2 separate regions of the Homo sapiens genome follow, and region 1 is linked to region 2. A link is a loop called in an ENCODE intact Hi-C map of the cell type or tissue named here. Cell type or tissue: dorsolateral prefrontal cortex. All regions are shown on one strand. Links, peaks and the distances in the headings refer to the core of each region. The heading gives the core; the rest is flanking DNA. Region 1 overlaps LOC107984869 (a long non-coding RNA gene). Region 2 holds the start of MYH11 (myosin heavy chain 11).

The links. A loop is a pair of places that touch in the nucleus more often than their neighbours do. Peaks named below come from ENCODE experiments on the same cell type or tissue, not always from the same donor. Only the 100,000 strongest peaks of a DNase experiment are listed, where the experiment ranks them.
Region 1: a loop joins it to region 2, with 2.4 times the contacts of the local background. A loop is called at or near these places in 3 of 110 quality-filtered maps.

What each region holds. Positions count from the first base shown.
Region 1 is chr16:15,917,811-15,934,288 of GRCh38, forward strand. All of the region lies in intron 1 of LOC107984869 (a long non-coding RNA gene), which reads right to left. It also overlaps the pseudogene RPL15P20. Among named protein-coding and RNA genes, the nearest start is that of ABCC1, 24 kb to the right of the region's middle. RefSeq lists an enhancer at 6,776-7,277. In dorsolateral prefrontal cortex, for the core only: no CTCF peak of the experiment used is centred there; no DNase peak of the experiment used is centred there.
Region 2 is chr16:15,846,639-15,862,142 of GRCh38, forward strand. It overlaps MYH11 (myosin heavy chain 11), which reads right to left and starts at 10,390. Exons shown (of 41, transcript NM_002474.3): 1 at 10,303-10,390. RefSeq lists an enhancer at 11,436-11,937. In dorsolateral prefrontal cortex, for the core only: no CTCF peak of the experiment used is centred there; a DNase peak (open chromatin) is centred at 11,583; H3K4me3 peaks cover 2,084 bases; H3K27ac peaks cover 974 bases; H3K27me3 peaks cover 3,967 bases.

The DNA.
Region 1 (16,478 bases), core at 3,099-11,098, 67 kb after region 2:
CTTGGTCACTGCTAGCGAAGCAGTCCAAGATCAACCTGTGATGCTGCAGCCTGGTCAGCAACTATCATCAGACTGAACAGGCAATCTACAGATTGGGAGAAAACTTTTGCAATCTGCCCATTTGACAAAGGGCTAGTATTCAGAATCTACAAAGAACTTAAACAAATTTACAAGAAAAAAACAAACAACCCCATCAAAAAGTGGGCAAAGGATATGAACAGACACTTCTCAAAAGAAGACATTTATGCAGCCAACAGACACATGAAAAAATGCTCATCATCACTGGTCATCAGAGAAATGCAAATCAAAACCACAATGAGATACCATCTCACGCCAGTTCGAACGGTGATCATTAAAAAGTGAGGAAACGACAGATGCTGGAGAGGGTGTGGAGAAATAGGAATGCTTTTACACTGTTGGTGGGAGTGTAAATTAGTTCAACCATTCTGCTTAATAGCCACACACTGTGTGGCTATTCCTCAAGGATCTAGAACCAGAAATACCATTTGACCCAGCAATCCCTTCACTGGGTATATACCCAAAGGATTATAAATCATGCTACTATAAAGACACATACACACATATGTTTATTGTGCCACTATTCACAATAGCAAAGACTTGGAGCCACCCAAATGTCCATTAATGATAGACTGGATTAAGAGAATGTGGCACATCTACACCACGGAATACTATGCAGCCATAAAAAAGGATGAGTTCATGTCCTTTGCAAGGACATGGATGCAGCTGGAAACCGTCATTCTTAGCAAACTATCACAAGGTCAGAAAACCAACCACCACATGTTTCACTCATAGGTGGGAATTGAACAATGAAAACACATGGACACAGGGCAGGGAACTTCACATATTGGGGCCTGTTGGGGGTAGTGGGGGCGGGGAGGGAGAGCATTAGGACAAATACCTAATGTAAATGTCGAGTTGATGGGTGCAGCAAACCAACATAGCACATGTATACCTATGTTACAAACCTGCACGTCGTGCAACGTCGTGCAAATGTATTGTAGAAGTTAAAGTATAATAAAAAAAGAAAAAAAATCCATTCATATATCAATAAAAAATAGATCAATCAATCAATAAAACATTAAAGTGCAATGTCGACAAGAGGTGGTAAAAGCAGGCATCCTTGTGTTGTTCCTGGTCTTTGTGGGGAAATCTTTAAATTTGTAAGCCTTTCACTGTTGCATATGGTGTAAGTCTCTTCCTTTCTTTCTTTCTCCTTCCTTCCTTCTTTCCTTCCTTCCTTCCTTCCTTCTTTCTCTCTTCCTTCTTTTTCTTTCTTTCTATAAATAGAAACAGCAGGCCGGGCACGCTGGCTCAGCCTGTAATCCCAGCACTTTGGGAGGCCGAGGCAGGCGGATCACGAGGTCAGGAGATAGAGACCATCCTGGTTAACACAGTGAAACTCCATCTCTACTAAAATACAAAAAAAAAATTAGCCGGGCGTGGTGGTGGGCGCCTGTAGTCCCAGATACTCGGGAGGCTGAGGCAGGAGAATGGCCTGAACCCAGGAGGTGGAGCTTGCAGTGAGACGAGATCATGCCACCGCACTCCAGCCTGAGCGACAGAGCGAGACTCCGTCTCAAAAAATAAATAAATAAAAATAAATAAATAAATAGAGCCAGCGTCTCACTATGTTGCCCAGGCTGGTCTCAAACTTCTAGGCTCAAGCAATCTTCCCAAAGTACTGGGGTTACAGGAGTGAGTCACCTTGCCTGGCCTGGTGTAAGTTTTTTATATATGCCCTTTATCCTGTTGAAGAAGTTCTCTTCTGGTCTTTATTATTTCAGTATTCTTTGTTGTTGTTGTTGTTGTTTTGTTTTGTTTTGTTTTAAATCCTGAAAAGGTGTTGGGTTTTGTCAAAGGCTGTTTTCTACATTATCCCTTAATTCTATTAATGTTGTGAATAACATTTATTTATTTATTTATTTATTTATTTACTTATTTTGAGATGGAGACTCACTCAGTCTCCCAGGCTGGAGTGCAGTGGCATGATCTCGGCTCACTGCAACCTCCATCTCCTGGGTTCAAGCAATTTTCCTACCTCAGCCTCCCTAACACCTGGCATTACAGGCGTGTGTCACCACGCCCAGCTAATTTATTTTTATTTTTTGTATTTTTAGTAGAGACGGGGTTTCACCGTGTTGGCCAGGCTGATCTTGAACTCTTTACCTCAAATGGTCCACCTGCCTCGGTCTGCCAAAAGTGCTGGGAATACAGGCGTGCACTACCGTGCCTGGCTGAGTTTTTTCTTTTTTGAGACAGGGTCTCACTTTGTCACCCAGGGTGGGGTGCAGTGGCACAAACATGGTTCACCGCAGCCTCAACCTCCCCAGCTCAAGTGATTCTCTCACCTCAGCATGCCAAGTAGCTGGGACTACAGTTGTGAGCCACTGCGCCCTGCCCTGATTTTCTTATAATGAATCACCCTTACATTCTTGGGATAAGTCTCATCTGTTAACACATATGTATAATATGTTTCTATGCTGCTGGATTTGATTTGCTAGTATTTTCTTTAGGATTTCTGCATCTATATTTATAAGGGACATTGGTCTATAGTTTCCTTTTCCTGTAATGTCATTGTGTGGCTTTGGTATCAGGGTAATGCTGGCCTCATAGAGTGGGTCAGAAATGTTGCCTCCTCTTCTAGTTTTGGGAAGATTTTAATAAGAATTGGCCTTAATTATTCAAATACCTGGTAGAATTCACCAATGGAGCCATCGGGTCCTGAGCTTTTCCTTACGGAACTTTAAAAAATTGTTACCAATTCCATCTCTTTCCTTGTTATAGATCTATTCCGACTTCCTAGTTTTTCTTGGGTTAGTCTTGGTAATTTGTGTGTTTCTAGAAATTTGTACATTTCTTCCAGGTGTATTCAATTAATTGACATGTCATTGTTTATAGTATTCTCTTATAATCTTTTATTTTTGTAAGGGTTGTAGTAATCTTTGGTTCCTGATTTTAGTGGTTTGGGCCATCTCCATTCTTCTTCTGGGGGCATCAGTATTTCCAAAAGTTTAGCAATTTTGCTGATTTGTTAAAGAACCAGTTTTTGGTTTTGTTGACTCTATTGCTTTTATAGAATACTATATTTTATTTATCTTCACTGTAATTTTTATTGTTTTTTTGCTGCTGCTTGCTTTCGGCATAGTTTGATCTTTTTCTAATCCCATAAGGTGGAAGAATGTATTATTTATTTGAGATCTGTCTTTCTTTTTTTGCTTGAGACAAGGTCTTGCTCTGTTGTCCAAGCTGGAGTGTAGTGGTGCAATCATGGCTCACTGCAGCCTCAAACTCCTGGGCTCAAGTGATCCTCCTGCCTCAGCCTCCCAAGTAGCTGAGATCACAGGCATGTGCCACGATGCCTGGCTAGATTTTTTATTTGTATTTTTCATACAGATAGGGTCTCGCTATATTACTGAGGCTGGTCTCAAACTCCTGGCCTCAAGTGTTCATTTTTTTTTTTTTTTTTTTGAGATGGAGTTTCACTCTTGTTGCCTAGGCTGGAGTGCAATGGCACGATCTCAGCTCACCACAACCTTCGCCTCATGGGTTCGAGTGATCCACCTGCCTCAGCCTCCTAGGTAGCAAGGACTACAGGCATGTGCCACCATGCCCAGCTAATTTTGTCTTTTTAGTGGAGATGGGGTTTCTCCATGTTGGTCAGGCTGGTCTTGAACTCCTGACCTCAGGTGATCCACCCGCCTCAGCCTCCCAAAGTGCTGGGATTACAGGCGTGAGCCACTGCGCCCACCCTCTTTCATTTTTGATGTAGGTGACTACAGCTATAAATTTCCCTCTGAGCATTGTCTTTGCTGCATCTCATAAGTTTTGGTAAGTTGTACTGCTTTTTCATTCATCTCAAAATATTTAAAAATTTTTTTATGATGTCTTATTTTACTCATTGTTTATGTTAATTTCTACATAATCGTATATTTGTGAATCTAAAAATTTTCTTTCTCTTGTTGATTTCTAGTTTTATTCTGTTGTGGTTGAAGAAATTACTTTTTTTTTTTTTTTTTGGCAGGGTCTCACTCTGTCGCCCAGGCTGGAGTGCAATGGCCTGATCTCAGCTCACTGCAACCTCCGCCTCCCGGGTTCAAGCAATTCTCCTGCCTCAGTCTCCCAAGTAGCTGGGATTATAGGCACCCGCCACCACACCCAGCTACTTTTTGTATTTTTAATAGATATGCGGTTTCACCATGTTGGCCAGGCTGGTCTCAAACTCCTGACCTCAGGTGATCCGCCTGCCTCGGCCTCCCAAAGTGCTGGGATTACAGGTGTGAGCCACCGCACCCGGCCAAAAGTACTTTGTATGATTTCAACTTTTTTTTTTTTTTTTTTTTTTTTGAGACAGGGTCTCTCTCTGTCGCTCAGTCTGGAGTACAGTGGCGTGATCTCAGCTCACTGCAACCTCCACCTCCTGGGTTCAAGCAATCCTCCTGCCTCAGCCTCCTGAGTAGCTGGAATTACAGGTGCCCACAACCATGCCCAGCAAATTATTGTACTTTTAGTAGAGATGGGGTTTCACTGTGTTGGCCAGGGTGGTCTCGAACTCCCGACCTCAAGGGACCCACCTGCCTTGGCCTCCCAAAGTGTTGGGATTACAGGCGTGAGCCACCGCGCCCAGCCGATAACTCAAAAATTTTCAAGAGGCAAAGACTTATTTTTTAACAGATGTGAGACTCAGTGTTTTAAACAAGACCCAATAAAGACAGTATGAGGCTAACTGAATCTGTCCCTCCTGCAAAGAAACATTTTTTTACTGTTTTTTAATATTACATGAAAATTTTGTTTAAAAAACTAAATTTTACCTTTGTATGTAAAATTGTTCCTTTAGTAGTTTTAATTACATATATTATAATGTTAACTCTTAGGCAGTCTCCGCCTCTCGGGTTCAAGCAATTCTCTTGCCTCAGCCTCCCGAGTACCTCAGACTACAGGTGTGCACCACCATGCATGCCCAGCTAATTTCTGTATTTTTAGTAGAGACAGGGTTTCGCCATGTTGGCCAGGCTGGTCTCAAACTGCTGACATCAGGTGATCTGTCCGCCTTGGCCTCCCAAAGTGCTGGGATTACAGGCGTGAGCCACTGCATCCAGCCATTACTGACTTTTATTTTTAATGAAAAACTAAGGAGGTAGGCAATTTTAATTATGTACCAGGTACAGAGTCTAGGACAGTAATAATATATGTCAATAATATATGATGCTTTTTAGGATAGGCAGGGGACATGGTTAATTCTACACATCCCCAGGCCTTATCTACAATCTAAGGGCTTTAAAATAGACAAGTCCAACAATTATTTAAAATATTATAGAAGGGCCAGGCATGGTGCCTCATGCTTATAATTCTAGCACTTTGGGAGCAGAGGCTGGTGGACGCCTTGAACCTAGGAGTTAGAGACCAGCCTGGCCAACATGGTAAAACTCGATCTCCACTAAAAATACACAAGTGAGCTAGACATGGTGGTACGTGCTTATAGTCCCAACTACTTGGAAGGCTGAGGTGGAAGGATCACCTGAGCCCAGGGAGGTTGAGGCTGCAGTGAGCATGCCACTGTACTCCAGCCTGGGCAACAGAGTGAGTCCCAGTCTAAGAAAAAAATTTATAAAAGTAGTTTAGGACCTGAAAGGTCTTAGTAAAGACAATACCAGACTTGTCTAATTTACACCAAATGTTCACATTCTGAAGATGTTTTTATTTTACTAATAATTGAAAAACTGTCTTTATTTACTAAAGATTATTAAAGTCATGTGAACTAAAAGATACTTAAAGTTTTTATTTTTTGATGAAATATTCAATTTAAGTGGTTAAGTCAACTGATTAGAGCTTTTAAAAATATATTTCAGTAGTGAAATATTATATATTCATGGCACATATAAACATAGACATAACAGACAGAAGTAGATCTTATAGACTTGTAAGACTTTCTGTCAATTTTAAAATTTTTATTAATTAATTAATTTATTAGAGACAAGGTCTCACTCTGTCACCCAGACTGGAATGCAATGGTATAATCATAGCTCACTGTAGCCTCAAATTCCTGGGCTTAACTGATCCTCTCGCTTCAGCCTCCTGAGTTGCTGGGACTACAGGCATGCACCACCATGCCCAGATAATTTTAAAAATTTTTTATAGAGATGGTGTCTCACTTTGTTGCCCAGGCAGGACTTGAACTCCTGGCCTCAAGTGATCCTCATACCTCAGCCTCCCAAAGTGTTGGAATTACAGGCTTAAGCCACCACATCTGGCTGGTTTTAATTATTAAACAATAACAAAAAAATTCATTTTCTAAAAAAAAGAGTACTGTGGCCTCTATACAAAAATAAAGAAAAACAATTTAGCATAGTGAAAACAAGATAGAGTCAATAATATTAAATTTGTATTTTTGAGACAGAGTCTCACTCTGTTGCCCAGGCTTGAGTGCAGTGGCTTGATCTCAGCTCACTGCAGCCTCTGCCCCCCTGGTTCAAGCAATTCTAGTGCCTCAGCCTCCGGAGTAGCTGGGACTACAGGCTTGCACCAACATGCTTGGCTTATTTTTCTATTTTTAGTAGAGACAGGGTTTCACCATGTTGGCCAGGTTGGTCTTGAACCCCTGACCTCAAGTGATCTGCCCGCCTCAGCCTCCCAAAGTGTTGAGATTACAGGCGTGAGCCACCGCGCCCAGTCAATTATGTTAAATTACCCTTATTACTATGATTTTTATAAAAGTGGTTTCAAGCATATAAAGAATGTTTGTTATTACTATTATGTATTATTTTCTTTATCATGATACTTCAGTCAAAAGGAACTGCTTAGGACAGCTTGAATATGTCCCATAGTTACAGCCTGCAAGCCTTTTTCTTTGCTGTGCCATGTGCCTAAGACACCATCCTTCGTTTGTGTGTGTCAAAACCCCACCAGTCTGTCCTCTTAATCCCAACACCAATGTCCTGGGTGCCAATAAAGGCTTTCCTCACCTCCAAATTGAGATTTTATTGACCTCTCTTGGGGTGCTTATACTGGCTTTGGGTTGAAATCTATTTTTTCTCCTCTCCCTTGAAGAAGCACGTCTCTTTGCTTAAGGGAACGTAGAAGCCACAGCAGATCCTAGCAGATATCTGTTACCCTGAAGAAGAGGTCAGGGCCCAGGCACGGTGGCTCATGCCTGTAATCCCAGCATTTGGGGAGGTCGAGGTGGGCGGATCGCTTGAGCCCAGGAGTTCGAGCCCAGCTTGGGCAATATGGCAAGACACCGCCCCCCGACTCTACAAAAAATACAAAAATTAGCCAGGCGTGGTGGTGAGTGCCTGTAGTACCAGCTACTTGAAAGGCTGAGTTGGGAGAATCAGCTGAGCCCAGGAAGTTGAAGCTGCAGTGAGCCGTGATCGCACCACTGCACTCCAGCCTGTGCAACGTGGCAAAACCAGAGTGGGGCCTTGTCTCATTTTAAAAAGTAATAAGAGACCGAGCACGGGAACTCAGGCCTGTAATCCCAGCACTTTGGGAGGCTGAGGCGGCCAGATCACTTGAGGCCAGAGAGTTGGAGACCAGCCTGGCCAACATGGGAAAACCCTGTCTCTACTAAAGATACAGAAATTAGCCGGGTGTGGTGGCAGGCACCTGTAATTGCAGCTACTGGGAGGCTGAGGCAGGAGAATCGCTTGAATCTGGGAGGCGGAGGTTGCAATGAGCAGAGATCGAGTCACTGCACTCCAGCCTGGGCCGCAGAGCAAGACCCTGTCTCAAAAATAAATAAATAAATAAATAATTTAATAAATAAGAAGAAAGGGTCAGGGCCATTTTTAAAAGGCACTAGATAAGGCCTGGTTGCAATCAGGGAGTGCGGGCAACTGATTTCTTTGAAGCCTCCTCTTGTTCTGTTTCCGTGACATTGACAGGGACCAGCTCCCATGGTTCAGGAGCTGCTGAGGGTTAACATCCTGTCCCAGGAGGGATCTGACCACACCAATGGCTTTATCGTTGCCTAATTGGGGAGGCCCTGTGGGGGATGTTTCAAGGACTGAGAGTGCAGAGGAGCCTCCCGCATGCAGTTACGCTGATGGAAACACAATGGGTGGATTGCCACAGGGGCCCGCAGGCTCGCTGGCAAACAGAGCGCACAGGTGGAAACCTTCCCCGCTGACCAGATACTTTGTTTCCTTTCTGGGGAGGCAGATAAAACAGTTACCATAACCCAAACCCTGCCCACTCTTCATTTGCAAACTGCAATGCTCTTAGACATCTTCCTTAGGTAAGCGCTTTGAGAGCTCCTGTTCATTTCAGGACTAAAATGAACAATAATAGCGACCGTCCTTCAGAGCCTGCTGGATGCCAGGCACCTCACAAGTGTCTCCCAGTGCTGGGTGCAGTGATTCACACCTGTAATCCCAGCACTTTGGGAGGCTGAGGTGGGTGGATCGCTTGAGCTCAGGAGATCAAGACCAGCCTGGGCAATATAGTGAGAACTCTGCCTCTAAAACAAAGAAAAAGGAAAAAGTAACTCCTGGTGAATTTCCACCTTAGAACAAGAGTGGGAGGTGTCCTATTCATGATCTTTAATGCTTTGCTCAAATATCACCTTCTCTGTGAGGCCTACCCTGACCACTCTGCTTAAAATTGCAACCCTCCACCACCTCCACCCCGCATCGCAAGTTCTCGTCACAGCCTTTCTCACCTGCTACCCACTCCATGATTTACTTATTAAGTATGTTTGTTAGGCCGTGTGCAGTGGCTCATGCCTATAATCCCAGCACTTTGGGAGGCTGAAGCAGGTGGATTACCTGAGGTCAGGAGTTCAATACCAGCCTGGCCAACGTGGCGAAACCCCATCTTTACAAAAATACAAAAAAGTTAGCCAGGTGTGGTGGTGCGTGCCTGTAGCCCAGCTACTCGGGAGGCTGAGGCAGGGGATTTGCTTGAACCTGGGAGGGAAGGTTGTAGTGAGCTGAGATTGCACCATCGTACTCCAGCCTGGGCGGTAGAGCAAGACTCTGTTTCAAAAAAAAAAAAGTATTGCTAAGTCAAAAAGTATAAACAGTCTAATTTTTTTTTTTTGAGACAAAGTCTCGCTCTGTTGCCCAGGCTAGAATGCAATGGCACGGTTTCGGCTCATTGCAACCTCTGCCTCCTGGGTTCAAGCGATTCTCCTGCCTCAGCCTCCCGAGTAGCTGGGATTACAGGCATATACCACCATGCCCAGCTAACTTTTTGTATTTTTAGTATAGATAGGGTTTCACCATATTGGCCAGGCTGGTCTCGAACTTCTGACCTCGTGATCCGCCCGCCTTGGCCTCCCAAATTGCTGGGACTACAGGCAAGAACCACCGTGCCCTGCCTGAAGAGTCGAAATTTTTTTTTTTTTAAACAGTTTCACTCTGTCGCCCAGGCTGGAATGCAATGGCACATTCTCAGCCCACTACAACCTCCGCCTCCCAGGTTGTAGCCATTCTCCTGCCTCAAGCCTCCCAAGTAGCTGGGATTATAGGCACCCACCACTATGCCTGGCTACATTTTGTAGTTTTTTTTTTTTTCTTTTTGAGACGGAGTTTTGCTCTTGCTTCCCAGGCTGTAGTGCAATGGCGCCATCTCTGCTCACCACAACCTCCGCTTCCCAGATTCAGGTAATCCTCCTGCCTCAGCCTCCCGAATAGCTGGGATTACAGGTATGCGCCACCACGCCCAGCTAATTTTGTGTTTTTAGTAGAGATGGGGTTTCTCCATGTTGGTCAGGCTGAACAACCGACCTCAGGTGATCTGCCCGCCTCAGCCTCCCAAAGTGCTGGAATTACAGGTGTGAGCCACCACGCCTGGGTCTACTTTTTGTAGTTTTTAGTAGAGACAGAGTTTCACCATGTTGGTCAGGCTGGTCTCGAACTCCTGACCTTAGTCGATCTGCCCGCCTCAGCCTCCCAAAGTACTGGGATCACAGGCGTGAGCCACTGCGCCCGGCCCAAATAGTCTAAATTTTAATAAATACTGCCAAATAACACTTTCAAAAGAGTATCCATTCATACTCCCACCAATGGTACATAAAAAGTCTCAATAACAATTGGTAAAATTGGTTTGGTGGGGAATTCAACTCTACACTGCTGAGCTGCTGCTATTTGCAACCATAGAATCTTTTTTTTTTTTTTCTTCTGAGACAGAGTCTCGCTTTGTCACCGAGACTGGAGTGCAATGGCGCTATCAAGGCTCACTGCAACCCTTGCTTCCCGGCTTTAAGTGATCCTCCTGCCTCAGCTTCCCGACTAGCTGGGATTACAGGAGTACGCCACCATGCCCAGCTAATTTTGTATTTTTAGTAGAGACAGGGTTTCACCATGTTGGCCAGGATGGTCTCGAATTCCCGACCTCAGGTGATCTGCCCGCCTTGGCTTCCCAAAGTGCTGGGATTACAGGCGTGAGCCACCGTGCTGGGCCCTGCAAACATAGAATCTTAGAGTTGAAAGGGACATAAAAATCCATCGAATTCTTGTCCAACTCCCCTCCCAAGGCAGCAATCCCCTGCAATACAGCCTTGTTTACAACGCTGTTGTCTGTGACTGGGGTCAAACTCCACATCTTTGATCTTAAGAATAAACCACCACTGACAGTGGGCTTATCACATCCAGTAAGTTTGTTATATCACTGGGCCAAAATCTACTTTCCTGGTGGGGCCCGGTGGCTCACGCCTGTGATCCCAGGACTTTGGGAGGCTGAGTAGGGTGGATCACCTAAGGTCAGGAGCCAGAGACCAGCCTGGCCAACATTGCGAAACCCCATCTCTACTATAAATACAAAAACTAGCTGGGTGTGGTAGTGCATGCCTGTAGTCCCAGCTACTCGGAAGGCTGAGGCAGGAGAATCACTTGAACCCAGGAGGCGGAGGTTGCAGTGAGTGGCGATCACTGCACTGCACTCCAGTCTGGGTAACAGAGCGAGACACACACACACGCACACGCACACGCACACGCGCGCGCGCACACACACACACACACCCTACCTTTCCTGCAACACACCCCACCTATCCTAGCTCAGCTCTGGGAAGTAACACAAAAGAGCTAATCCTTTTCCACATGACAGCCCTTAAAATATTTGAAGACTGTATCACATTTCCCCAGAGCCTTCTTTTTGTGGGGTACAACTTCCCAGTTGTGACCAAACACGTCCCTTCCATAGGAAAGTGCTGACTGGAGTCTCTTCAGCTGAGTGGCCCAGCATAAGAGCTTTAGAGTCACTAGGCTTGGGTTCAAGGCCATGTTCCCACCCCTTCCAGCCACCTGACCTGGGCTAAATCACTTCTCAGACTAGTTTCCTCCCTTGGATAAACTGCATAGCAATAATACCCATGTCATAGGGTTGCTGGTTTGGCCACATTATGATTTTTTTTCTTTTTGAGACAGAGTTTTGCTCTTATTGCCCAGGCTGGAGTACAGTGGCACAGTCTTGGTTCACTACAACCTCCGCCTCCTGGGTTCAACTGATTTTTCCTGCTTCAGCCTCCCGAGTAGCTGGGATTACAGGCACCTGCCACCATGCCCAGCTAATTTTTTGTATTTTTAGTAGAGTCGGGGTTTCACCATGTTGGCCAGGCTGGTCTCGAACTCCTGACCTCAGGTGGTCCACCCGCCTTGGTCTCCCAAAGTGCTGGGATTACAAGTGTGCGCCACTGCTGGCCTTTTTTTTTTTTTTTTTTTTTTTTTTTTTTGAGACAGAGTCTTACTCTGTCACCCAGGCTGAAGTGCAGTGGCATGATCTCGGCTCACTGCAACCTCCGCTTCCCAGGTTCAGGTGATTCTCTTGCCTCAGCCTCCTGGTAGCTAGGACTACAGACACCCGGCACCACACTCAGTCACATGGATTTTTTTGGTGGGTTCCTTCCTCCATAAGAAAAAAAGTGTTTTAAATCATATTTTATGACTGTGTTAGTATAAGGATGAATATAACAAGGCCTGGTGCAGTGGCTCATGCCTGAAATCCCAGCACTTTGGGAGGCCAAAGTGGGAGAATTACTTCATCCCAAGAGTTCAAGAACAGCCTGGGCAACATGGCAAGACCCTTTCTCTACAAAAAATAAAAAATATAAAAATTAGCCGGAAGTGGTGGCATGTACCTGTGGTCCCAGCTCCTCGGGAGGCTGAGGTGGGAAGACTGCCTGAGCCCAGGGGGTCAAGGCTGCAGTGAGCCATGATTGTGCCACTGCACTCCAGCCTGGGCGCCAGAGCTCCTGCTCAAAAATACCAAAAACTAAAAACTAAAAATAATATATATATGTAATAAAGGCAGGGTTATGTTTATTTTTTCTTCTGATTTTAAAAGAAGTAAAACATTTTCATGGGGCCCTAAAAGTATTGTGGGCCTTAGGCATCATGCCTTCTGTAAGTTCATAGGCCCTGGCTGCTGGAAGGAGTAAAAAAGAAAAAACATGCCAAATATGTAAAGTGCTTAGCGCAGCACTGGGCCTGGCTCTTTGTAACTTAATAAATGGTGATCAAAAATTAAAAAGTGCAATGCAGGCCGGGTGCAGTGGCTCACGCTTGTAATCCCAGCACTTTGGGAGGCCAGGTGTGCGGATCACGAGGTCAGGGGTTTGAGACCAGCCTGGCCAACATGGTGAAACCCTGTCTGTACTAAAAAACACAAAATTAACCAGGCATGGTGGCACACACCTGTAATCCCAGCTACTTGGAAGGCTGAGGCAGGAGAATTGCTTGAACCTGGGAGGTGGAGGTTGCGGTGAGTCGAGATCACACCATTGCATTCCAGCCTGGGCAACAAGAGTGAAACTCCGTCTCAAAAAAAAAAAAAAAAAAAGTTGGGGGTGTAGTGCAGAGAACAGAGTGTAACCCTGGAGAACTCTGCAGAGCTTTCCTTTTTTTTTTTTTTTTTTGAGACGGAGTCTCGCTCTGTCGCCTAGGCTAGCACAATCTCGACTCACTGAAACCTCTGCCTCCCGGGTTCAAGTGATTCTCCTGCCTCACCCTCCTGAGTAGCGGGGATTACAGGTGCATGCCACCATGCCCGGCTAATTTTTTGTATTTTTAGTAGAGACATGGTTTCACCATATTGGCCAGGCTGCTCTTGAACTCCTGACCTCAGTTGATCTGCCCACCTTGACCTCCCAAAATGGTGGGATTACAGGCATGGGCCACCACACCTGGCCTGCAGAACTTTCTTTATTGGCATGCATTGGGACTTGCAGACTCAGCTTCAGCTGAATGTAAGGAACAGTTCCTGGGTCCATGTTTTCTCACTGTGTTCACAGAGTCTTGCAAGAGATTCTGCAAAAAGACACACAGTCTATGGCATTTATCTTGAGACGAGAGAAAGTATACATTTAAGGACATGTGCGTGAAGAATTCTGGAAGGATAAAGAAGATATTAATTTATAGCCATTACCTATTGAGAAGGAAGGATTGGGAATATTGTGAATAGGTCCAGGAGTGGGAGAGAGACTTTCCACTGTATGCCTACTGATAGTTTTGATGTGTAAACAATGATAATAGAGTGCTGATTCAAAAATGTTAATAATTTTTTTTTTTTTTTTTTTTGTGATGGAGTCTCACTCTATCACCCATGCTGGAGTGCAGTGGCGCAATCTCAGCTCACTTCAACATCTGCCTCCCGGGTTCAAGCGGTTCTCCTGCCTCCACCTCCTGAGTAGCTGGAATAACACTTGTGCACCACCACACCCAGCTAATTTTTGTATTTTTAGTAGAGACAGGGTTTCGCCACGTTGGCCAGGCTGGTCTCGAACTCCTGACCTCCGGTGATCTGCCAGCCTCGGCCTCCCAAAGTGCTGGGATTACAGGCTTGAGCCACTGCACCTGGCTCAAAAATCTTAGTAATTTTTTTGACTGTCCTAAATTGTTTATTAGGTATGAGTTTTACAAACTTTACTTATATTAGTGGTAACAGTGGAGATTGAGAGTATTGCGCCTTCTCCAAGCTGCCCGGCAAGAACCACCAATAGTGTGGTGGAACTTACGGCCCTTTCCAAGGCCATGGCTCTTTTGGCCTGCACATGCCAGCCCACGCATCTCCTTGTGCTTGTGGACTGGTTTGGTGATCCACTGGGTGTCAGGATTTCTTCCAATAGCTTTATGGAATGGATCAATGAGGATAACCTCAAAAAATTTGTGTGTGGAATCTTCACCCATCCAGTAAGAATTCAGGACTCTTAGAGCCCCACAGTGGCGTCCAACTCACTCCTCTGCAATCAACTGTAGGCTTCAGTTAATACCATGATGGACAGGCTTGCCGTAAGTTGCACCCTTAGGAACTGAGCATTTTCGGCCATCACGGAGAATACGAATCCCGTAGATAACATAACCTTGCTTGATCTTGTAGCCCAGTTGGTGCACTTTATCGGGCCGGGTGGGGCGGGGAGCCCTGTGGAGAGCAGAGAGCTGGCGGTACTGCCAGCAGCGGACCCTCAGAAGAAAGCTCATGACATCAGACTGCTTCTTCCTCCACAGCTCGTGGATGTACTTGTATGCACCCATCTTGGCTTACCTGATTGCTGCCGCCAGACAGAAGGGCCAAAAATCTTAATAATTTTTATTTTGAAAAATATATGCATGTGGTTAGAAAAAACTTCAAACAGTTCAAAAGGGTGAAAAGCAACTCTCCCTCTTGTACCCAGGGAGTACCTGGTAAGATATAACATCTCATACAGGACTTACAGAACCTCTATAAAAACTATTAAAAAATTTTGTTGAGAGACAGTAAAGAAGACCTAAATAAATGGAGAGATATACATGTTCATTGATTGGAAGAGCCTAGATTTGAAGGCGCCAACTCTTGTATTGATTCATAGATCAAATTTAATCCCAATGAAAAGCTCAGCCTTTTTTTTTTTTTTTTTTTTTTTGCAGAACTTGACAATCTGATTCCAAAACTGATAGGGGAATAAAAGGGAGTCAAACTACCCAAGACACTCTTGGGAGGAAAAAACAAAACCAAAAATGAACTGTGGGCTGGGCGCAGTGGCTCACGCCTGTAATCCCAACACTTTGGGAGGCCGAGGCAGGTGGATCATCTGAGATCAGGAGTTTGAGACCAGCCTGGCCAACATGGTGAAACCCCGTCTCTAATAAAAATACAAAAATTAGCTGGGCATGGTGGTGGGTGCCTGTAGTCCCAGCTACTTGGGAGGCTGAGGGAAGAGAATCGCTTGAACCCAGGAGGCAATGGTTGCAGTGAGTCGAGATTGTGCCACTGCACTCCAGCCTGGCAACAGAGCGAGACTCCATCTCAAAGAAAAAAAAAAGCTAGACATCAAGTTAGGGAGAGGAAGACAAACCAGAACCCACATTCCTTTTTGACGCTGTTGTTTACTTTTCCATTATAGCCATTCTAGCACAATTAGAGTAATATCTTATTGTGGTCTGTTGAAATACTTTAGAGGAAGTTACACAGATCATGATAGATTACTTTAAATGCCATGCCATATATCTCTAAAAATACACGTTTATGTATTGGAAGACTCAATATTGTTAAGATGGCGATACTACTCCAAAGTGATCTATAGACTTGATGTAATCTCTATGAAAATCCCAATGTCCTTGTTTGCAGACCTGGAAAATTCAAACCTAAAATTCACATGGTATCGCACCCAACAGCCAATCTTGAAAAATGAGCAGAGTTGGAAGACTCACACTTGGTGACTTCAGAATTTACTACAAAGCAACAATAATCGAAAAGTTTGGTATTGGTAGGAAGATAGGCATATAGATTAGTGGAATAGAATCGAGAGTCTGGAAATAACCCATACATCTATGGTCAATTGTTTTGTTTTGTTTTGTTTTTTTGACAGAGTCTCACCCTGTCACCCAGGCTGGAGTGCAAAATTATCACACCTGTAAGTTCCGAAATTTTTTCTCTTATTATTTCATCTACAGCTTTTTTTCCTGTGTTTTGTCAGTTTTATTTTTCTGAAATGCTTATTATTTAGATGTGGGATCTTTTTGTGTGACCTTCTAATGTTCTCCATTTTCTCTGATCTCTGCAAGATTTCAGCAATTTCTTTCTTCTTCCCTTTTCTTTTTTTACTTCTTGCTTTCTTAATTTCTGAGAGCTCCTTTTTGTTCCCTGAATGTTTCTTTTAAAAGATATACTGGTCGGGTGCAGTGGCTTACACCCGTAATACCAGCACTTTGGGAAGCCAATAGGAGGATCGTTTGAAGCCAGGAATTTCAGAGAAGAATTCTGCAATCTCCTCATTGAAGGTTGTGGTAGTCATACCTGACCCTGTGAATAATTCTAACCAAGGCTGGGCATGGTAGCTTATGCCTGTAACCCCAGCACTTTGGGATGCTGAGGCAGGTGGATCACCTGAAGTCAGGAGTTTGAGACCAGCCTGGCCAACATGGCGAAACCCCATTTCTACTAAAAATACAAAAATTAGCTGGGCATGGCAGTGCATGCCTGTAATCCCAGCTACTTGGGAGGCTGAGGGAGGAGAATCGCTTGAACCCGGAGCTGAGATCATGCCA
Region 2 (15,504 bases), core at 7,505-15,504:
AGGAGTTTGAGACCAGCCTGGCCAACACAGCAAGACCCATCTCTAAGAAAAAATGTTTTTTAATTACCTGTGTGGAAGACTGAGGTAGGAGGATAACCTGAGCCCAGGAGGCTGAGACCGGCCTGGTCAACATGGTGAAACCTTGTCTCTAGCAAACATACAAAAATTAACCGGTTGTGATAGTGTGCACCTGCAGTCCCAGCTACTCAGGAGGCTGAGGTGGGAGGATCACTTAAGCTCAGGAGGTCGGGGATGCAGTGAGCCATGATCATGCCACTGCACTGCAGCCTGGGTGACAGAGTGAGACCCCCATCTATAAAAAATATATCCTCTTGAAAATTCATCAAGCTGCACACTTTTTTGCACATCAAGCGTACTTTTTTGGTTGTAAAGTACACTTCATTTTCCTTCCCTCTTATCTTTAATTGTGGTAAAATACAGCTAACATTCACCACCTCGGCCACTTAAACACAGTTCAGTAGCATTAAGTATATTGATATTCTTGTGCAATAATGAAGAGTTTGTGCAGATGGTAGCCAATTACATCCCAAGAGGGCTAGGAGAGTGTTTCATTTGTTCTAAGCACTATGACAAGTAAAGTGGACTTCTTTTTTTTTTTTTTTTTTTTCTGAGACAGGGTCTTGCTCTGTCGCCCAGGCTGGAGTGCAGTGGCATGACCTCAGCTCACGGCAACCTCCGCCTCCCAGGCTCAAGTGATCCTCCCACCCCAGCCTCCCAAATAGTTGGGACCACAGGCACCTGCCACCATGCCCAGCTATTTTCCTGTATTCTTTGTAGAGACGGGGTTTCACCATGTTGTCCAGGCTGAGGTCTTGAACTCCTGACCTCAAGTGATCTGCCTGCCTCGGTCTCCCAAAGTGCTGGGATTACAGGCATGAGCCGCTGTGCCCAGCCCTAAGTGGGCTCTTCCTAATTGCCATGTGGATGAGTTGCCTTAAAAGTCAGAAAAAATAGCAAAAGCTACAACAGAAAAATAAAAGGACACGCACGCCTCCATTGCCTGGGACCCTGTCTAACCTCAGACTTAAAAACACAAACAAGATCAAGTGCAAAGATTCAGTCTCTGTACAAAAAAGGAGAGCTTGGAGCAGGCTGGATTCCCTCTGGCTTTGATGTCTCTGACAGTTACGACGTGCAAAATCTGCTTTGGTCAAAAGACAGCAAGATGGGGGATGAGAAGCTTCGACTCATGCTAGAATGGTGTTTTCCATAGCATGCCCCTTGGAACCCTAATTCCCTGAAATATCTGGGCTGGGGTGGAGCTGCGGAGGTTGAGAAGCTCTTCAAACAGTGGCGCAGTCAAGGTCAAATCCATCTGGAAGGTGCTACATATTCCCCTTTCCCTCATTGAGACACAAAACACACAACAGGACACTTGAGTCTCTGGCAGATCCGGAAACCTGAAAGCTGTTTTGCTCCTACGAGCCTTGGGTCCCCAAAACAACATTTAGCCACAGATTTGCCAAATGTTTTGAGAATGTTTTCCTAAAAATTTGCCAAATTTTTGAGAAAATTCAGTGAGCCTGACAAATTAATAATACTAATACTAGTAATAATAGTTGCTAAGTCTTTTTTTTTTTTTTTTTTTTTTGACACAGAGTCTCGCTCTGTTACCCAGGCTGGAGTGCAGTGACGCAATCTCAGCTCACTGCAACCTCCACGTTTCTGGGTTCAAGTGATTCTCGTGCCTCAGCCTCCCAAGTAGCTGGGACTACAGGCATGCGCTACCATGCCTGGCTAATTTTTGTATTTTTAGTAGAGATGAGGTTTCACCATATTGGCCAGGCTGGTCTTGAACTCCAGGCCTCAAGCAATCCTCCCACCTTGGCCCCCCAAAGTGCTGGGATTACAGGCGTGAGCCACCGCAGCTGGCCACAAACTCTGCACTGTGACTCTTGGGCTGCGTCATTCTGTGTCGTGAGGGGAGCTCTTCCGTGCATTGTGGGATGTTCCGCAGCATCCCTGGTCTCTGCCCACCTGATGCCAGTAGCACCCCTTCCTCCACTCATGACAATCAAAAATGTCTCCAGACACTGCTAGATGTCCCCTGGGGTGGCAAAACTGCTTCCAGTTGAGAACCACAGCTTTAGAATAAAAACAAGGGCTGTCTTGGGAAAGGCAGTTAAAGCTGAGAGCAGCTCTCACTTAGTCAAACTCAACTCGGAATACCAACTGCAGAAGATCAGACGGGGGCAAGGTGAACACACTGGACCAGAGACGGACCGCCAGTTGGCCCAACCCCAGGGACACTCTTCATCTACCTTGATGCACCTTCCCAACCCTCCCTCCTCCACCATCGCTCATGTTTAAGGTCCTGCATCAGCTCCAAGGGCTGAAAGGACATCTCTGAAATTACTACCCAGAACTGCTGACCACGAAGTACAGTTCACTCATCAAGAGCTGCTCTCAATGTTTTTGGTTGGGGGAAGGGTCTCACTATATGCCCAGGGTGGAGTGCAGTGGTGCAATCATAGCTTACTGCAGGCTCAAACTCATGGGCTCAAGGGATCCTCCCACCTCAGGTGTGGGCCACTATGCCCGGCTTATTTTTTGTAGAGATGGGGGTCTTGCTATTTTGCCTAGGCTGGTCTCAAACTCCTGATCTCAAATGATCCTCCTGCCTTGGCTTCCCAAAGCTCTAGGATGACAGGCGTGAGTCACCTCGTCCAACTTTCTCGAATGTTTGGATGAAAACAAATGACTCTGTCACCTTTGGCATTAGCGATGTTTGACACATCTGAGTGTGTCAGCCTTGTTTACAGTCCTGTCCTGACCAACAACTGCTTCATTCTTTTTTTTTGAGACAGGGTCTGGCTCTGTTGCCCAGGCTAGAGTGAAGTGGCGCGATCTCTGCTTTCTGCAAACTCTGCCTCCCAGGCTCAAGCCATTCTCCCACCTCAGCCTCCCAAGTAGCTGGGATCACAGGCACGCACCAGAACACCCAGCTAATTTTTTAATTCTTGCATTTTTTTGTAGAGACAGGGGTCTCACTTTGTGGCCCAGGCTGGTCTCAAACTCCTGAGCTCAAGCGATCTGCCTGCCTCAGCCTCCCAAAGTGCTAGGATTACAAGCATGAGCCACCGCGCCCAGGCTGCTTCATTTTTTGAGCACAAACAAGCTAATCATTAGCCTCTGGAAGACCTTAGGATGTCAAGTAACGAGTCTCAGCTTTGCCCCAAACCTGCTGGGTGACTCTGGACAAGTCACTTGCCCTCTCTGGGCCTTGTATTTTTCATTTAGGGAAAATAAATCAATGGTAGGCTGGCCCAGCTCTACCATTTTATGGGACCCGTCTGTGACTCCCAGTCAAAGGGCTGAAACTGGACCAACTGAGAATGTCAGGTTGCTTTAGTTTGTTTTACCATCAGTTTCATTTTTCCCAGAAGAACTCAGGGGCAAAAGATCTTGCCCTCTCTGCTTCAGCATTAATAAAAAGTAAATTAGGCCGGGCATGGTGGCTGATGCCTGTAATCCCAGTACTTCGGGAGGCCGAGGCAGGCGGATAACCTGAGGTCAGTAGTTCAAGACCAGCCTGGCCAACATGGTGAAACCCCGTCTCTACTAAAAATACAAAAAATAGCCAGGTGTGGTGGTGGGCGCCTGTAATACCAGCTACTCAGGAGGCTGAGGAAGGAGAATCGCTTGAACCCAGGAGGTGGAGGGTGCAGTGAGCTGAGATCCCATCACTGCACTCCAGCCTGGGCGACAAGAGCAAAACTCTGTCTTGAAAATAAATAAATAAATAGTAAATTAAATATCCCAGAGCCCAGAGAGTATAGGATTTGCACATCACCTCACCTGGTCAACAGCTTCCCTCAGGATTTTACTGCCAAGCCATTGGCTAAAGATTTTGGACCAGAGACAAAAACCCAAATGTTTTTGGAGATCAGGTAAGTAATACAGAGTGACCCAGACCAGATGTTAGAGTATTGCTTATATTCTAAATACCATGCAGGGTTCAGCACTGTGGCTCACGTCTGTAATCCCAACACTGGGAGGCCAAGGCAGGCAGTTCGCTTGAGCTTAGGAGTTTGACACCAGCCTGCGCAACATGGTGAAACCCCATCTCTACAGAAAATACAAAAATTAGCCAGGCATGGCAGCACATGCCGGTAGTCCCAGCTACTCGGGAGGCTGAGGTGGGAAGATCGCTTGAGCCTGGGAGGTAGAGGTTGCAGTGAGCCAAGATCATGCCACTGCACTCTAGCCTGGGTGACAGAGTGAGACTCCATCTCAAAAAGAAAAAAAAGAAAAAAGAAAAATTGCTCATATTCTAAATGTCATAAAGGGCTGGATACAGTGGTTCACACCTGTAATCCAAGAACTATGGGAGGCCAAGCCAAGAGGATTGCTTGAATTAGGAGCTCTAGACTAGCCTGGGCAGCACAGTGAGATCCCATCTCTATTTCAAATAAACGAATGAATGAATGCCACACAGGCAAAACAGAAGTTCTCTGAACCTGATCTGCAACACAATTCGCCAGCTGGAAGGACCTCTGCAGTGGAAATCCTCGCTCAAGGCCTGGTCCAGGTGTAGGGAGGCATCAAATGTGTCGCAGGGAGAGGCACTGGGCACTCTAAATGCACCTGCTTGGCAGGTCCCCAGTAGTACCAAAAAGGCAGTTTAGATCTATTATTCATAACAGCCACTGTATTTATTGGGCCCCTTGTATTCATCAGGTATCAGGCCAGACAGCTTCCTATATAGACCATCTCACTGTCTCCTAAGCGCTCTGTAAGGTGGCATCACCTGCTATTGCTATTTTCCTGCTAAGATGACCGAGGTCCTGGAAGGTAAATGCAAGACCCCCACTTGTAAAATTTGGAGTCAGGAGTACAATCCAGAATCTAATCCTAGTTTTCTGCTAAGAGTAAATGGACACCCGATTAATTCTTAGCAGAAAGTCCCTTTCTTGCCCCTGACCCTACTCCACCATTTCTACCCTCCCCTCACCATTCACATCCCCCCACCTCCCAAGGGCTTGTTCCCAAGAAAGCCCTACTTCACTTTTACAGGAAAAAAAGTGAATGGTGAACCTGTCACATTCTTATTGCCTTGTGACATCTGCCTAATCATCTGAATACCAATGGTTTCAAGTAACTCCAGAAAGAAGTTCTCTTAATGCATAACACTATTTTTTCCTCCCAACCAAGAGAACTTGGTTGGCAAGAGTTACGGTAGCCCCTGTGAAGGATGCTTCTGGAAGCGAGCAAGAACTGATTATTTCTGGCCCTAAAAGCCCCACTGTGTTTTATATTTTACAATTCTGGCATACCACAGCTTAAAATAAATGTATAGTCTCCTATGTCAGGGGTCCCCAACCCTTGTGCTGCAGTATCAGTCAATGGCCTGTTAGGAACCAGGCCACATAGCAGGAGGGGACGGTGGGTGAGTGACCATCACTGCCTAAGCTCCGCCTCCTGTCAGATAAGCAGCATTAGATTTTCACAGAAGCACAAACCCTATTGCCAACTCCACCTGCAAGGGATCTAGGTTGTACGTTCCTTATGAGAATCTAACCAATGCCTGATGATGAGGTGGGACAGTTTCATCCCAAAACCATCCTCCCCACTCCACCCTGGAAAATATTGTCTTCCACGAAACCAGTCTCTGGTGCCAAGAGGATGGGGACTGCTGTCATATGTGACTGCAACAAGTTGCAATTTGCAATGCCTTTTTTTTTTTTTTTTTGAGACCGAGTCTCACTCTTTGCCCAGGCTGGAGTGCAGTGGTGTGATCTCGGCTCAATGCAACCTCTGCCTCTGAGGCTCAAGCGATTCTCGTGCCTCAGCCTCCCGAGTAGCTGGGATTACAGGTGCCCACGACCATGCCCAGATAATTTTTGTATTTTTAGTAGAGATAGGGTTTAGCAGAGACCATGTTGGCCAGGCTGGTCTTGAACTCCTGACCTCAGGTGACCCACCTGCTGCGGCCTCCCAAAGTGCTGGGATTACAGGCGTGAGCCACTGCACCTGGTCTGCAATGTCTTTAGCCAGTCATTTGCAATATCTATTAATTTTAGATACGCATGCCCTTTAACTCAGCAAGCGCATTTCTGGGAATTTATCCTACAGATAAATTCATATAATTAGACAAAAAGTCCAAGGATGAAAGAGTGGCATTATCTATTATTCCCATTTTCCTGCTAAGCCTATCGGGGTCTTGAAAGGTAAATGCAAGGCCCTCCCTTGCAAAAGTTGGGGAACCAGGATTAGAATCCCGATCTGTTTGAAGCCTAATTTACTCAGAGATGGCATTAGCGATGTTTGACACATCTGAATATGTCAGCCCTATTCACAGTCCTGTCCTAACAACTCACTGCTTCATCCCTTGAGCACAAACAAGCTATTCATTAGCCTGTGGAAGATCCTTAGGTCTTCGAGTTACAAGTCTCAGCTCTGCCCAAAACTCGCTGGGTGATGCTAGGCAAGTCACTTGCCCTCTCTGGGCCTTGTATTTTTCAGCCTGGTACAGTAAAGTTCTATGCCCCTCACCTTTTTTTTGAGACAGAGTCTCACTCTGTTGCCCAGGCTAGAGAACAGTGATGCAATCAGGGCCCACGGCAGCCTTGAACTCCTGGGCTCAAGCAATCCTCCTGCCTCACTCAACCTCCTGAATAACTAGGACTACAGATGCATGCCACCATGCCCAGCTCATTTTAAAAATTTTTTTGTAGAGATGGTGCCTCGCTATGTTGCCCACTCTGGTCTCAAACTCCTGACTTCAAGCCATCCCCCCACCTCAGCCTCCCAAATTGCTGGGATTACAGGTATGACCTGCCATACCTGGCCTCTATGGCCCTTTCCTAGCAACTTTGATGAGGTTGTTCCTCCTTAGCCCCTGAAACCCTGATACAAGTCACAGATGTCCGACCTCCCCTTTCAGCCACTGTGAGCAGCTTCTTCCTCTGTCCTTGGATCACATACAAGGTTTCTTTCAAATTCTTGCCTGCCTTTCTCTAAATTCAGTCTTTCCTCCATTGTGTGGCCAGGGTTAAAAGTTGAAAGGTCAGGAGTGGAAGGAGAAGACCTAGAGAGCAAAAAGGCCATCCCTTAAAGTATGCCATCAAGACCCTAAATAAGCCAGGCGCGGTGGCTCACGCCTGTAATCTGAGCACTTTGGGAGACCAAGCCAGGCGAATCACTTGAGGTCAGCGGTTCGAGACCAGCCTGGCCAATATGGTGAAACCCCATCTCTACTAAAAATACAAAAAATTAGCCAGGCATGGTGGTGGGCGCCTATAAACCCAGCTACTCTCTACTCAGGAGGCTGAGGCTGGAGAAGTGCCTGAACCTAGGAGGCGGAGGTTGCAGTGAGCCAAGATCGCACCACTGCACTCCAGCCTGGGCGACAGAGCAAGACTCTGTCTCAAAAACAAACAAACAAAACCCTAAACAAATGTAATTGGAATTTGTAACATTCCCAATCCAGGTAAGGAATGGTAGCTTAATATATTAAAGATTCTAATCACCACTTTCAGCCCAAATAGAAACGAGGTTTATGAGATCAAAGGGAAGAAAATTAAGAGAAGCTTCTCCTTTAACGGCCACATAGTTTAGGCTTCCCGGTTCTGCCAAAGATGAGCCATGCCATACTGAGCAAACATCTTGAACTCTCTGGTTGTGTTTGCTATAAATAACCATCACTGAAGCTTACCAGGGGCCAGGCACTGTGCTAAACCCTTCATACACATTAGCTCATCAAATCCTCCCATGAGGGTAATCTGTGAAACTCTGGAGTTAGAAAGACCTAGATTTGTAGAATCTTCTTTTCCTTACTGGTTAGCTGAGCTATCTTAAGCAAGTTATTCAGACTCCATATGTGTAAAATAAAGCCAGTTAGAATAACAGTATCTACTCTAAAGGGTTGTTATGAAGACGTAAGATAATGTCCACAAAGCGTTTAGCATCTCGCCAGGCAAAAGTGCCCAAAAAACATGAGTTATTCTCATTAGCCCCATTTCCCGGATGAGAAAGTGAGGTTTGGGGAGGTGCGGGAGATGATTTTTAAATTTGCTTATGGCCTTCTATGATTCTACTGGATTGAATATTGAACTTGGTTTTCAAGAAAAATCTACTATATATCTGCTCTTGGAATTACACGCTTGTGCCTAACGTGGAAGACCCACCTGTTTGGATTCAAGACCTGTGGAAAGGAGACAATTCCCTCCCACCCCCCACCCAAAAAAATCAAACCTCTGAATAAGAGGGGGTAGGAAAAAAGAATCCCACTTTCCTCCCAAATCTCTTCTCCTTAGGGTTTCTCCACTAGTTCTTCAATGGGTGAGGGACATGGTAGACAAATCCCCAGGGCCAGGACCAACCGGGCTGCGGTGCAAGGCTGGGTAACTGACGAGGGGGCCGGGGATGGCCTCATGGAAAACGCTTCCATAAATGGGCATGTTTGCCTCAATCTCTGCCCTCCCACGGAAAAGTAATGATAACAAATCCATAACAGATACCTTGTACGGAATAACACATCTATTTCGGACATGATAATAAAAAAACATGGTGTTTACAAGGCAAGCCTGGCGGCTTCTCGGAAAAGACCCAGCTAGTTCACGTTCTGGACTCTCGGCATGGCAGCCCACCTAGGGTCACTGGTTTCAGCTAGGTCACCCCCTCAATCAGGGGACAAACAGTGCCTTTTATTTTAAATGTGCAAAAAGTCAGTTTATGTTTTCTTCAAAGGACACGGTGATAAACATTTACTTTGTTGGAAGCATTTAGTCCCACCAGAAACCTGACCCCAACAAGTTTGTGTCCATGGTAAAGAAGAAAGATAGTGGGGTCAAGGGTATGAACTTGGACTCAAACTGACCCGGGAATGGGTTCTACCACTTGCTGGCTGTGTGACACTTTACCTCTCTGAGCCTCAGCTGCCTTGTATACTAAACAGGCATCATAAAGCCTTTCTTATGAAGTTGTTGCAAAGATTAAATGAGATAAATTAAGTTAAATGTTGCAACAGCATGTGGCACTGAAGTGTTCCATCAACGGTAGCTATCTCAAAGGGAAAACATCAATTTCCTTCAAACAAAATTCTCTATCTTATTTCACACCCTGCCACCTAATGACTTTCAGTTCAGCGTCAAGTTCCGTCTCTGAACAATTCTAAAATAGTATCGTTGAGTAAATCAAAGAAACAAAAAACTATGCAAAGCAGTTTATTAATAGCCTGCATTCTTTTTGCCAAACCCCGGACGGACAGTTCACCATTTAATCTCTCAGTTCTTCATACTGCAACTAAACACTCCCACCTTGGGTTTCTAAATATTTTCTTTTACTTCTTGACAAGCATGGCTTTGGATGGTACCTTTTCTCAAGTGGCAAAATCCCTACCAGACCCTGTGCTGGAAGAAAACTTACAACAGGCAGTAGCCACACTTTCTCTCGTTTTACCCATTTGGTTGGGCACGAGAGTGGCATTGACACAGGTGGCTCTGCGGGAAATTCTAGTGTAATCTTACCTAACGCACCTGCAGATCGTGGAAGCAAATGGAGACTTTGGAGCCCACCTGGGTATCTGGGGGCCCTTTGGGGTCAACCTGGGTGAGTTGTTTTTTTTTTTTTTAATTTGGAGAAGAGGAAAAAGTGGGCTGTAACAAACTAGATCACAACCAGCCTTATCTCCCAGGGGTTCTCAACATAGAAGAACCTCCCCTAAACTGATTAAAAAAAAAAAACAACAACACTCCTTTCTGCTAAGCCTATGCCCATGTGTTTTTAACTGATTTAATGCATTATCAACACAACTGTGCAATACGGTCAAATCCACAAGGAGCCTCACTTTGCCCTTCTGTGTGATAGCAAGTGACTTTTCAGTGAAGTTCAGCTGTAAATTTTTTGGTGCCTAGAATAAAAGTGAGATGCCTTGATTGTCTGCACCGGACCTCTGAGATTTCCAAGGGAGCATATCTCCTGGATTAGCCTCTTAACAAGAATCACTCGGGACTAATTTTTTTTTTTTTAAGGCAGTTTTTCTGGGGATTCTAGAGTTGGGAAATGGAGTTGGGTCCAGGCATTGATATCGTTAATAAGCACCCCCAAAATGGTACTTCTCACTGGCAATCTTAAGAAATGCTGTTTGGGGAAAGTCTAGGATAATCTAAGACGATAAGGCAGAGAGAGATCCAAATCACAACTCTGCCCCCACCATGGCCCTTACGAGGTTGACAACAGGGACCCCTAAGTGCACCCCAGCCCCTATAGAATACCCTATAGGACTTTTAACACCCCCCTGCCCTGCAATCTGCCCCCAGAATGACAACTACTACTTACAGATCTCCAACTGGGGGGACTAGTGGAGAGGAAACTGGATGGCGAGCTCGGATCTGACGCACCTCCCAGGCCGGAGCGTCCAAATCTCCCTGCGCGTCCTCGGACGCCTCTCTTTATAGACCCGGAGCTGCCCGCGGCTGGGAAAGGGGAGGAGGCCGAAGGGGTGGAGTTGGGGAGGGTCCCTCGCGGCCCCCTCGCCGCGCCCCCTGCAGGGCGCACCCCCGGCGGGAGCGCAAGGAGCTGGGGCGCTCGGGACAAGGGTGCACGGAACAGGTGCGCACCGCACAAGGGCGCACGGAACAGGTGCGCACAGGGACGGGAGTCTCAGCCCCGGCCCCAGGCGGTCGCAGACGCTCCGGATCCCTAGAGAAAGGGGGTCGAGCAGGCAGTGTCTGTGCGGGATGCTTGAGAACGTCTTCCCTGAGTCGGTTCCGGCCGCAAAGGCTTTAACCTCTTCCTCCCCGTGTCGGGGCTGTGGTGGATCTGACTTGACATCTCCCACCCCACTTCCCATTTTATTGGCATCGCACTGTCTGGAAAGAGGGCCGGCTGTGCAGCGTGAAGGGTAGGGAAAGGGGATTTCTTGAACTTTGCAAAGTGCAAGACAGGAGGCCCCCACCCTTGCTGGGAACCGTGCAGGAAGGGGAAGTTTTTACTTTTCCCAACTTGCCATCTCCACCTCCACCCACATCACCACGACCAAAATACAAATAAAAATTAAAAATAAGCCCACTGTGATTATTTCAGCTGTCCCCCTCCCCTGTGCGCCACTCGCCAGCTGCGTGACCTTGGGCAAGTCACTTCACTTCTCTGAGACTTGGTGTCCATAGCTACAAAATGGGGGAAGGCGGTGGCGGTGATAATTACGTTATTTACAAGATGCAAGTGTCAAGATCCAAGGAGAAAGTGGGTGTGCCCCCAGAGTCTGCGAGTTCCCTTCAACAACTTCCCTTCCCCAAGGATTCCTCGCCTAAAATTGCATTCCCTGTCTCTCTCCATCACAGGCTCTCTCGCTCTGTCTCTGCCACTGTCTCTGCATGTCTGTCACTCTGATCATTGCTGTCTCTCGCTCTATCTTTTGTCTCTGTCCCTCTCGCTTCTCTAGATCTGTCGATGTATCTGTCTCTCCCTCCTGTCTCACTTTGTCTCTGGTCTCTGTGTCTCTTGCTCTCCATCTCTCCCGCGTGTCTCACTCCTATCTCTGCGCTTTCTCTCTCTCTCTTCCCCAGGCTCTCCGTCTTCTCCCCGTCCCTCCCTCCCCGCTCCTGTCCACGCACGCACACACAGGCCATAAAAGGAAGTCGAGGCGGTGGGCTGGCCCCGCGCCAGGCCGGGGACCCGCGGGCAGCCCGGGCGCTCCGCTCCCCGCGCGGCACCAGCTCCTCCGAGGTTCCCGGGCCGGGCCGGGCCGGGCCGGTCCCCCTCCCCGGGAGCGGCGGGAGCGGCGGGCGGGAGACAACCCAAAAAGGGCAGGCGCGGACTCCTTCCTGCAGGAATTCCCAGCGCCGCATACCAGCTCTGGGCTGCCGGCTCCCCCTGACTAAATATGGTGCCGAGTGGCCTTCCTGCTCCCCGGCGTCGGGGGAGGGGGCCCTTCACGCAGCCACCGGCCGCCGTTGCCCCGCGGGGCTAGATGGGGACCCCTCTGCTTGGGGAAGGCCCGGAAGGGGGCAGCCCCCAGTCCCACGTGGGTTTCTGCTGCTTCAGGCTAGAGGATTTGGAGAGAGGGTTAAAGTTGGGCAGACCCCTCCTGGGTTCTGTACTTGACGCAGGCCCTTAGTCTACAACCACTCCTCTTGCAACCAGGTGGAGGGGCTGGGGGCCGGGGGTGCGGGGGGTGGCTTTATTAATACCCCCATTTTGCAGGTGAGAAAATTGAGTCCCTGCAGGGGTAAAGGGATTTGACCAAGCTCTCACTGGGACAGTCATTGATTGGTGCTGGCACTGGAACCTTTCTGATGACACCATTCACTTCCAGAGAGGAGACATTAAAGGGAAATGCCCAGGCAAACTGGCCTTGAGGCCCAGGGCGTGTATCTGAGAGTAGATGTCTGGCTTTGAATCTGCCAGTGCTGCTTTCTACCTATATGACCATGGGCAAGTAACTTTGCCTCTCCATGCCTCAATTTCCCTACCTGTAAGATGGGAAGAACATCAGCTACTTCCTGGCCTTTTTGTAAGCAGTCCTTGAGATGATCCATGTAAAATGAACATGGTGCACCGCTTCATGTGAGCTGCTGTTACTCGCAACAAACATGAAACCAACTAGAGTTGCACCAGGCCTCCGGGATATAAAGAGAGGCCTCTTCCCCTGCAGGCTCCCAGGCCCATCTGGAGAGCTCTGCATCTCAGACCCTTTTGGGTCCTTCTTCATCCTTCCAACATCAAGCTTACCTGGTTTTCACCCTGGAAACTCCTGAGCCTGGCCCTCACCCTGCAATGGGCCTAGATCAGAGAGTCAAGAACAGCCTGCATTTAGCTGGCTGGGGAAGTGAGGGGTAAAGCTCTGCGGAAAATGATGAATGAGCTGCTCCGCACAGGCTTTTAACATCTACGCTGTAAAAGGAGTGGAAATCGTCCCTGCATCAGCACAGAAATGATGTGGAGCAGAGAAGTAACGGAAGGGGGAAAATTGAAGTCAATCATCCGCTTCCCATCCTGGAAAGGGAAGGCCATCGGAATCTAGCTTGCTGGCCTCGAAGTAAAAACTGGCATTAATACTAGAGGCATGAACACTGTATTTCCAAAGGGTTCCATTCGATTCTTTAAATAACTTGTTGGTAACTTTTAAAAGAGAATAATTATAATGTGATTAACAACTGGAGACTGTAACACTCAATTTTACTTCATTCTCTCACCTACCCCTTATATAACAACCCTTTATTAAAAATTAAAGTAGGCAGCCGGGCACGGTGGCTCTTGCCTGTAATCCCAGCACTTTGGGAGGCCAAAGTAGGCGGATCACTTGAAGTCAGAAGTTCAAGACCAGCCTAGCCAACATGGTGAAACCCCCATTTCTACTAAAAATATAAAAATTAGCTGGGCATGGTGGTGCACACCTGTGGTCCCAGCTACTTGGGAGGCTGAGGCAGGATAATTGCTTGAACCCAGGAGGCAGAGGTTGCAGTGAGCTGAGATTGTGTCACTGCACTCCAGCCTGGGAGCCTGGATGACAGAGCAAGACTCCAACTCAAAAAAAAAAAAAAAAAGCAAAACTAAAGTGGCCAAGGCCAGGCATGGTGGCTCACAACTGTAATCCTAGCACTTTGGGAGGCCAAAGCAGGAGGATTGCTTGAGCTCAGGAGTTTGAGACCAGCCTGGGCAACATAGCAAGACCCTGTCTCTACAAAAAATAAAAAGTTAGCCATGTGTGGTGGTGGGTACCTGTAATCCCAGCTCCTTGGGAGGCTGAGGTGGGAAGATCACTTGAGCCTGGGAGGCAGAGGTTGCAGTGAGCTGAGACTCTGTCACTGTACTCCAGCCTGGGTGGCAGAGTGAGACCCTGTCTTGAAAAAAAAAATTTTTTTTAAGTAGCCAGCCTGGGCAACATGGTGAGATGCAATCTCAATAAATAAATAAATAATAAATAGCAGCTGGGCGTAGTGTAGCCTGAAGTTCCAGCTACTAGGGAGGCTGAGGTAGGAGGATCTCTTGAGCTTGGAAGGTTGAGACTACAGTGAACTATGATTGCACCACTGCACTCTAGCCTGGGCGACAGAGCAAGATGTTGTCTCTAAAAAATAAGGTACATACTTTAATTCCCTCCCTACCCCCATTTTATTGTTGAGAATCTAGGTTTGGAGGGGTTAAATAACACAGCAGTGGTGGAACAGGAATTCCAACCCCAGTCTTTCTGACACAGGCCATAGTAGACAGCAGTCTGAGGTTTTAAACCCAGATCTCTTAAGCACCAACCAAGCACCTTTGGGATTGTCAGTAAACCTCTCTGAGCGCATTTTCTCAAGGAAAAACAAAGATGATCAGATTCTTTGCCTCAAGTACCTTTCTGATTGTTAAATATGACAGCACATGTGAAGGCCTTTATGAACCATCTCCGACCTCTCTAGTACCCTCTGGAAGCAGGCAGGGACAGTATGTTCACTTAAGAGTCATTCAATAGATATGTGTCCAATGCATGAAGTTCCGATGTTTGAATCTTCAGAAGTGCATTGTTATCATTCGATCAGATGCCTCTGTTTCATTTCTCATGGCTCAAAAGGTCAGTTCTTTTAAGATGGAGGAGGCAATAGTCTCTTTTTAAAATGTCACTTTGACTGAGTGCTGTCAAGTAATTTTCCTTGGCATATCTTTTTCTGTGACCGGCTGTTTAATGGGAGTTTCCACGAATCCATGAAACAAGACAGCCAAGGGGAAATTTCTCTCTTATAGTCTTTTTTTGCTGTTGGCTTAAAAAAGCCCCAAAGTGGCTGGGCATGCCTGTAATCCTAGCACTTTGAGAGGCTGCAGCGGAAGGATCGCTTGAGCCCAGGAGTTCAAGAACAGCCTAGGTAACATAGCAAGATCCCTGTCTCTACAAAATAATAATAATAATAATAATAATAATAATAATAATAATAATAATAATTAGTCGAGCACAGCAGTGTGTGCCTGTAGTCCCAACTAGAGAGTGAAGTAGGAGGATTGTTTGAGCCCCAGAGTTTGAGGCTGCAGTGAACTGTGATCGTACCAGTGCACTCCAGCCTGGGCAACAGAGCAAGACCCTGTCTCAAAAAAACAAAACAAAACAAAACCATGAAGTGTGATCCCCTCCAATTTTTAGTAACATCGAAGATTGGGTCTGAGCATGGCTTACTCCTGCATGTGCCTCAAGATTTAATATTTTTTGGCCGGGCACAGTGGCTCACACCTGTAATCCCAGCACTTTGGGAGGCCAAGGTGGAGGGAACACTTGAGGTCAGGAGTTCGAGACCAGCCTGGCCAACATGGTAAAACCCTATCACTACTAAAAATACAAAAACTAGTCGGGTGTGGTTGTGCACGCCTGTAGTCCCAGCTACTTGGGAGGCTGAGACAGGAGAATCCCTTGAACCTGGGAGGTGGAGGTTGCAGTGAGCCAAGATCACACCATTGCACTCTAGCCTAGGCTAGAGAGAGAGGCTCCATCTCAAAAAAAAAAAAAAGAAGATTTAATAATTTTAAAGTGTTATCAGCCTTGATCTACTTGACTCATATAGAGTCAGG